Linked DNA regions of Mus musculus: regions 1 and 2 are each linked to region 3. A link is a loop called in an ENCODE intact Hi-C map of the cell type or tissue named here. Cell type or tissue: heart. All regions are shown on one strand.

Evidence for each region. A loop is a pair of places that touch in the nucleus more often than their neighbours do. Peaks named below come from ENCODE experiments on the same cell type or tissue, not always from the same donor. Only the 100,000 strongest peaks of a DNase experiment are listed, where the experiment ranks them.
Region 1: it touches region 3 in a loop (2.0-fold over the local background); 3 of 42 quality-filtered maps call a loop at or near these places.
Region 2: a loop joins it to region 3, with 1.9 times the contacts of the local background. A loop is called at or near these places in 2 of 42 quality-filtered maps.

The regions. Positions count from the first base shown.
Region 1 is chr2:71,597,897-71,600,396 of GRCm38, reverse strand. The region is part of intron 1 of Gm36857 (a long non-coding RNA gene); the gene reads right to left. Among named protein-coding and RNA genes, the nearest start is that of Gm36857, 7.8 kb to the right of the region's middle. In heart, a CTCF peak has its summit at 1,394 (motif pointing left); a DNase peak (open chromatin) is centred at 1,386; H3K27me3 peaks cover 609 bases.
Region 2 is chr2:71,786,632-71,789,131 of GRCm38, reverse strand. Itga6 (integrin alpha 6) reads right to left here and starts at 2,193. Exons shown (of 26, transcript NM_008397.4): 1 at 1,812-2,193. The coding sequence starts at 1,993. In heart, CTCF peaks have their summits at 1,156 and 1,439; DNase peaks (open chromatin) are centred at 1,081 and 2,181; H3K4me3 peaks cover 2,500 bases; H3K27ac peaks cover 2,288 bases.
Region 3 is chr2:71,718,238-71,720,737 of GRCm38, reverse strand. It overlaps Platr26 (pluripotency associated transcript 26), which reads right to left and starts at 1,321. Exons shown (of 4, transcript NR_037979.1): 1 at 1,230-1,321. In heart, no CTCF peak of the experiment used is centred here; a DNase peak (open chromatin) is centred at 967; H3K27ac peaks cover 939 bases.

The DNA of each region.
Region 1 (2,500 bases), 120 kb after region 3:
GTGTGCGTGTTGAGCATCTCCCAAAGGCTCCCCGTGTTAAAGGCTTCACCACCAGAGTGGTGCTATTGATAGAAGCCAGAGCCTTTAGAAGGTGAGGCCTACTGGGAATTCCTGAGGTCGTTTGGGACTTGCTCTCAAAGGAGATTATAGAATCCTAGCTCCACCTCCACCCCCACCTCTCATGGGTACATGAATGCTCTCTCTCCCATCCATAAAGTGGACAACCCTGCTCTACTGTAACTCCCATGCATCCCCACCTCTCTCTCTCTCTCTCTCTCTCTCTCTCTCTCTCATCCATGTAGACTGTTCTTTACCATACACTCCTTTCACGATACATTGCTTCCTAAAGCAACAGGACAAACTAATTTTGGACTAAAACTTTCAAAACTGTGAGTCTGTCTTTTTTTTTAAATAACTTGCTTATCTCAAGTATTTTGTTATAGTCACAGAAAGCTCGCTCACACACCAGCTAACCTTGGAGTTAAGTTCATCAGCCTCAGTTTGTGGGTACCAGAAAAGCAATGCCATAGCAGCGTGCTTATTCGCCTTCTGTTCAAAGACTATCTGTGAACCTAGCATTGGTCAAGAAGTACAGGGGAACGCCAGGGCCAAGAAGTGGGAGTGGGTGGGTAGGGGAGCAGGGCGGGGGGAGGGTATAGGGAACTTTCGGGATAGCATTTGAAATGTATATAAAGAAAATATCTAATTAAAAAAAAAAAAGAACTATGCTGAGTACCCGTTGCCTAATGAAAAGTGAACTCCCCGGCTAACCTGTGGTTTAACTGCTTTCAGAACAATACCAAGTGACCCTCTTAGTCCAGCAGGCCACATATCAGTCTCACAATCTGAAGGGCAGTACCAAGCACTTGGGTCATGGTGTGTTTTGTTGCTCCCCCTGATTTCATCATGACCTAGGAAAGCACCTCTCTCGGAAAGTACTATTTTTCATAGAAGCGATATATATCACAACCCTGAAATCATATCATGAAAAAAACAAGTCAGTAAACCAAGCCAGTAAACTCTCTCTGAATTTTTCCCATCAGGTTTAACTTACTATATATTCATATTTACTGCCAGACAAGTGACGATACTAAAGGGGTAACAAACTATAGACAGCGGGTTTCATTTGAGGGAACTGAATCCATGTGTGTGTGTGTGTGTGTGTGTGTGTGTGTGTGTGTGTGTGTGTGTGTGTGTGAAAGAGAGAGAGAGAGAGAGAGAGAGAGAGAGAGAGAGAGAGAGAGAGAGACCCAATATAACTGGGCACCCCAGTTTGGGATCAGCTGCGGAAATGCCACTACATTCTTTACTGTGCAGATGGCCTCTGAGGGGCTGAGGTGGGAGGGGAAGGTCACACTTGTTAAAGGGTGACACCTACTGGTGGGATAGCACACTGCATCTCAATTCTACTAGACAGTGGAGTGCCCAGCAATCACAATGCCTAGGTAGAGCGGTTGGAGAGAGTTTTGTTCCCTAGCATCCTAACCCTCTTCTACCATGAGTGGCCCGCTCCCCAATAAGACATCCCAATTTCTAACACAGAAACAAAGGCTTCGAAGCTCTGCTTTCCCTAACAGTGGGCTCAGCCCACTGAAGAGGATCGCCAATGATTTTGAATCTCAAGAGGCTCCTCTAAGAAAGATTGGGAGCATAGAAACACCGGAGGCGGGAGCTATCGATGGTGTCCTGGCCATGCCGCAAATGTTCGGATCTGATTATTTCTACTGTCTGCTCCCCCTCTCACACACTTCCTGCTTCTGCTTCTGCACATATGCTGTAAATTCTGACTGCCCACGATCCTTCCAATAAAGCCACTTCTCCATTTAAGGTAACGGAGTCAATTTCTGCTGGTTAGAACTGGCAACTCTAGCTGGAACACTGTCAGACATTTGAGTAGCAGGCACTATGTCACAACAATACAGGTCTCAGTCGCTCCTCCCTCCCAAATACTTCCCTTGCCAAAAACAGACAGAAACGAGGCAAAAGAGACTAACCTGGTTGAGTCACACAACTAGCTTGGCAGAACCGTGGAACAAACCCAGCCAGTCTGGTGCTGTAATTGATTCTCTCAAACAATTCACAAAGCTTTTGGTTTTTTTTTTGTTTTTTAAAGCTAGGACTTGGAAAAGAGTGAGAGTCCTAAAGTCTGTGAGCACATGGCGGGCACCAGCAGAGAGAAGGCTTGCAGCTTCGTACAGAAGGTGACCCTGAACACAATTTCACCATGAGGCTAGAGAGACTCACGTGTCTTTCACTGGCAAGGGGACTCTTTCCAAATCCGAAACTGTGTTTTGTGTGTATGAATGTAGATCTGTCTTGTTAAGAAAGGCCATCGCCTATGGGAGGAAAAGCCTGGATCTACCCACTAGATGAAGCCATGCATGGATCAGATTAAACTCAAGTTCCAGATTTGAAGCTCCAGCAGGAAGTCCCTACAAAGATGCAGACCTACCAGAATATGGACTTGGTTTAGTTGCTTACTTATTCATTTAGCTATTTG
Region 2 (2,500 bases), 68 kb before region 3:
ATTGCTACTTCATAACTAATATTACTACTCTTATAAATCGTAATATAGATATCTGATATGCAACCGCTGTTAAGGGGTCACAACCTACAGTTTGAGAAACACTGCTCTATGGCTTTTTTTTTTTAAAGGCACCAGAACTTGTCTTGGGAGGACCTGTAGCAGCTGTAATAGCAGAGAAGCCCTGCGGTAGTGACAAGTTTTAGCAGGCCCAAGGCTGCTCACCTTAATGACAACAGTGATTCCTGGCTAAAGGCACAATTTGAAATCATTGTCCTCAGGACATTTCTTGCCCCAGTTTCCCCCCATTATAATGTCTGCTTGGACATGTCCATCCAGGAAGCCAATCTCTGTGGTCTGATACAGACAGAATGCTAAATAAAGGCAAAGAATGTTTTCCCTCTGTTGGCCCACAGTCACTTCTATACTAAGTTCAAATCCTCCATGGGTAAATGTATGTGTTTCTCGAATAGTGTTTGAGATTTGAAATGTCATCCTCTTGAGTTGACAAACAAACAAACAAACCCTCTCACTTCAGATTTACAGCTGACCAACAATTATTTTCGGGAGAATGCCACGCCTGCAGAGTCAGACCCCCTCCCTGCCCGGGACTATCCCACCCACAATAGACTTCTGCTTCACCTAGCAGGTGGTATCAGAAAAATCTGACCTTAAGATTTTGAAGTCCACAATATGCACAAACCCCAAAGTTGTTAAATATCCGAAAAGGGAGTTTTCTCCAGTTTAAAATAATTCTGGCCTCTCCTTTCCCCTTGGCTGCACTCTGTTCTCTCCGGTCTGCTGGTCCTGGAAGGACCTGGGTTCAACTCAAGACCTGGGCGGGGAGGAGGACCTTTTGTTGTGGGAATGAGCATGGATCAAGAATTTAACCCCACTGCGACTGGGCGACTAAGCTCCAGAAAATCTTCCCCAATCAAAGAACTGGGTCATGTGGGAGCCAACACTGTTTAAAAGGCAGAGCCAGTCGCTTTCTCCTGGAAGAAACACTTGGGAGGATGACTGTCACTTCCGAACCTTCTTTTCTAAGTCCCTCCTAGAAGGGGCACTTTGCTCTAACTCCTCCGTGAGGCCCACCCAGCACTGGGGCCGGAGGATCCTTGAGTGCTGCTGATCTATCAGGGAGCTGGGAGGGGGAGCTAGCACACCGACTCGAAGAAGCCTGTTTTCACAGCTGAGCTAGTCCTGAGGAACAGGTGCTTTTTAAGAAGCATGTTAAAGTATCTCCTGCAGGAGAGCCCACTCTGCAGGGAAAGTCATACGGGACAGCGAAAAGTGGCTTCCCAACTTCCACGCGGCGCGCGAACGAGGGAGGGGACCGGACGGTCGGAGAGTTGGAGAAAGGCCTGCATTTCCCTGGAAGACTTCCCGCAACCCTGTGTCCCATCACTGTCCCTAGTGCACACGTGAAGCTCAGCAAAGCGTGCCACCTGCCGGGGTCCCTGCAAACTAAGCCCGAAGTGGAGAACCGCGGAAAGCACTTCAGGGGAGGGGGAAAGTCAAGTATCCCGGGGCCGGGCCCGGGGTTTGTCCCTTCGGCTCTCCTCACTCCCGGGAGGCGCCGTGTGCAGGGCGCGGCGGGCCCGGATCTCTCAAGTCTTGGGCCGAAGAAGTGCGAGCGGGCAGGGCAGGGCAGGGCAGGGCAAGGTAGGGAAGGCCAGGGCAGAGCAGAGCCGAGCTGGGCTAGCCCACGGATAGGCTCTGGGCACGCGGGACGGGCGGCAGCAGGGCGCGCCCTCGTTCTCCCTGGCGCAGCGCGGCGCCCCGGTGGGGATGGGAAGAGTCGGGGAACTCACAGCCGCTTGTCCTCCGGCTGCAACTGCCAGTGCATGGCGAGCGAGAAGCCGAAGAGGCTCCCGGGATCCCCCGATTTCCGGATCACGTTGTCCTCGCGGGTGTCCAGGTTGAAGGCTGTACCCAGCCGGGCTAGAAGCCCCGCGGACAGGTAGAGCAGGCACAACTGGCCCGCGACCGCCATGGGCGCGCGCGGTGGGAGGGACCCGCGGAGCTGCTGCGGCCTCTGTGCGCGCGGGCTCGGGGCCGGGGCCGGGCTGCCTGGCGCGCCGCTGCGGCCACTTGGCCTCGGTCGCCCCTGCGCGCGGCCCCACCCCCGGCCGGCTCACGCTCACTGTGCGGCCGCTCCCCCACGCCCGCAGCTAGCTGCTGCTCAATGAGCCCGTTGTTCTCTGGAGACTCTCAAGCGTTTTATCGAGTGACCGGGACTCCGGCCCCGCCCCGCCCCGCCCCGCCCCTCCCGAGGCCCCGCCCGCCACACGCACCTTCCCTGCCGGCCCCGCCCCGCAGCGGCGCACCCGCCGCAGCCCTCCCACCTTCCCGCCACCTGCCCGGAAGCGTCCCGGAGCTTGGCAAGACTAGCCAGGCTTTTTTTCTACCTGTCACTGAACTGCGGGCCTCATAGGGCTGACTTGCAAAGACATCCGTTCTCCAAGGGTTCAAGACGCGCCTAAGTATGCCCAGCTCTTGG
Region 3 (2,500 bases):
CCACACCCACTCCAACAGGGCCATACCTCCAAATAGTGCCACTCCCTGGGTCAAGCATATACAAACCATCACACACATAGATACACGTTTATACTCCTACATACACATAAAGATACACACTTACAAACATACTGAAACATAGGCACACACTCATACACATTCACACAGACACACACACTTGTAATATACACTCACACACAGACATACTCTCTCAGAGACATGCTCACACACACACATACATACTCACACAGATACACACACACACACACACACACACACGTCCTCATAGACACATAGACACCCACATACACACAAAACATATACACACCTACACACTCACATATATTCACACACAGAACACATATACACACTTACACACTCACATATATTCACACGCACACACACACTCTTTCTCACACACACATCTTCATGACACATTCTTACACAGACACACATACTGAGACACACACACACAAGTAATTCTTCTGTGTGTCCTGAGAGATTTCCTCATGGTTATTCAACATGTACACATGCTTCATGTTCATGTACCTGTTAAATTCCATGGTAATCTAGGATTCCTGCTAATGCACAGGTAGTGGTGGGGTGGGGGGCAGAGAGGCAGCTTTGGTTCACCAGAGCTTTGTCTCATCACAAAACAAGGTTTCCAGGACCCTGGGGACCCTTCTAACTGCAGCTGAAACCACAGTCTCTTGCAATGTTACTGCCTCGTCTAAAGGCAAGTGCCTCTAGCCTGGGCCAGGTTTCTTTGTCTCCTGTCTAATGTAGCAGGCCATTCTGGCTGAGCTTTTTGTCCCAGAATGCCAGGTTTTGCCAACAGGCTCTCACAGTGTCTTAACAGACAGGCTAACAGACAGGCTGCCAAGCTCAGGCCCGGCGCTGGTTCATTATTCACAGGCAGGGCTCTCCTATGACACCCTGGCTGGCCTTGCTGTCACCTCTTTTTGTGGGAGCACTGTAACATCTTGGCTAATTGTGCAGCCAGTCACAGGTCCTGCCTTGTTCGGTAGATAAGCATGGTCAAGTTCCAAACCTACTGTGAACACAGGAGGCGGCTTCCCAGCTCTCCACAAAGCCCAGGCTGTTTAACTTTGGCACTCTGGGCTGGAGTGGTTAACACCTGAGACACATGCACAAAGAGTCACAGGAAGAGACAGTATGGTCACCAGAGCCCCAGCACTGGGCTTCTCTTCCCAGAATGGCATTCCCACCTTTCTCTGCCAGCTGGTTCCTCTCCATGCACTGCAAAACCTGCCTCCTGGGAGACACTGAAGCATCTGGCAGAGTCACTGCATCTCTGAAAGCTCTCTGTCAGTGTTTCCAAAGTGAGGTCCACATCAGAGACGCCAGAGCTTTTTAAAGACAAGGCTGGGTGCAGAGGTGGGAGGGGCTCATGAACTCTGACCCCTAGCTAAGGAGCTAACGGCCGGGGAGTCAGTTTTCTTATGGGTGTGGTCTTTGTTTGACCAAACTGCAGTGGATGACCCAGACGGATGTCTGGAAGGACAGAATAAACGGAACTGAATGGGCATGATAGTTTGAATGAAAATGGGCCCTATAGGCTCATAGGGAGTGGCAGTATTAGGGGATGTGGCCTTGTTGGAGTAGATGTGGCCTCATCGGAGGAAGTGTGTCACTGGGCGCAGGCTTTGAAGCTCAACCCTCACCGGGTGGCTCGCTCTCTCTGCTGCCTGCAGATCCAGATGTAGAGCCTTCTCCAGTACCATGTCTGTCATCATGCTTCCCACCATGATGATAACAGAGTAAACCTCTGAACCTGTAAGCCAGCCCCAATTAAAGGTTTTTCTTCATGAAGCAACTTTACATGCTCATTGTGTCTCTTTACAGCAAAAATAAATAAATAAATAAATAAATAAAACCCAGTATGTTATAAAAAAAAAGAGAGAGAGAGAAGACAGGAGGAGACATGAAGATAGATCTGAGAGGAATGGGGGTGAATATACCTAAAATACATTCTATTATGTATGCAAGTCTCAAAGAATTAATAAAATATTAGATTTTTGTGGAGAGAGTATCTTGTGTAAGGTACACAAGATACCTCACCTGTCAATTAAAAAATCCATGGCCTACGGCTTAGGCAGAAAATAGAGGCGGGAGGGGTACCAGAGCACAGGTAACCAGCCACAGCCACCCATGTGGCAGAGTGTAGGTTAAATAGGTATCTTTAGTTTTGATCTAGTCAGAGTAGAGCCTAGCTATATGGCCAAGGTATTTGTAAATATAATTTAAGTCTGAGTCTTATTTCCGGGAGCATCGGACTGGGAGGCAGAACCAGAGCTAAACTTCAACAGATTAAAAAAAAAAAAATCTATCTGGTTAACAAAGAAAAGACAGAAGCCGGGTGTGGTGGTGCACGCCTTTAATCCCAGCACTCGGGAGGCAGAGGCAGGCGGATTTCTGAGGCCAGCCTGGTCTACAAAGTGAGTTCCAGGACAGCCAGGGCTATACAGAGAAACCCTGT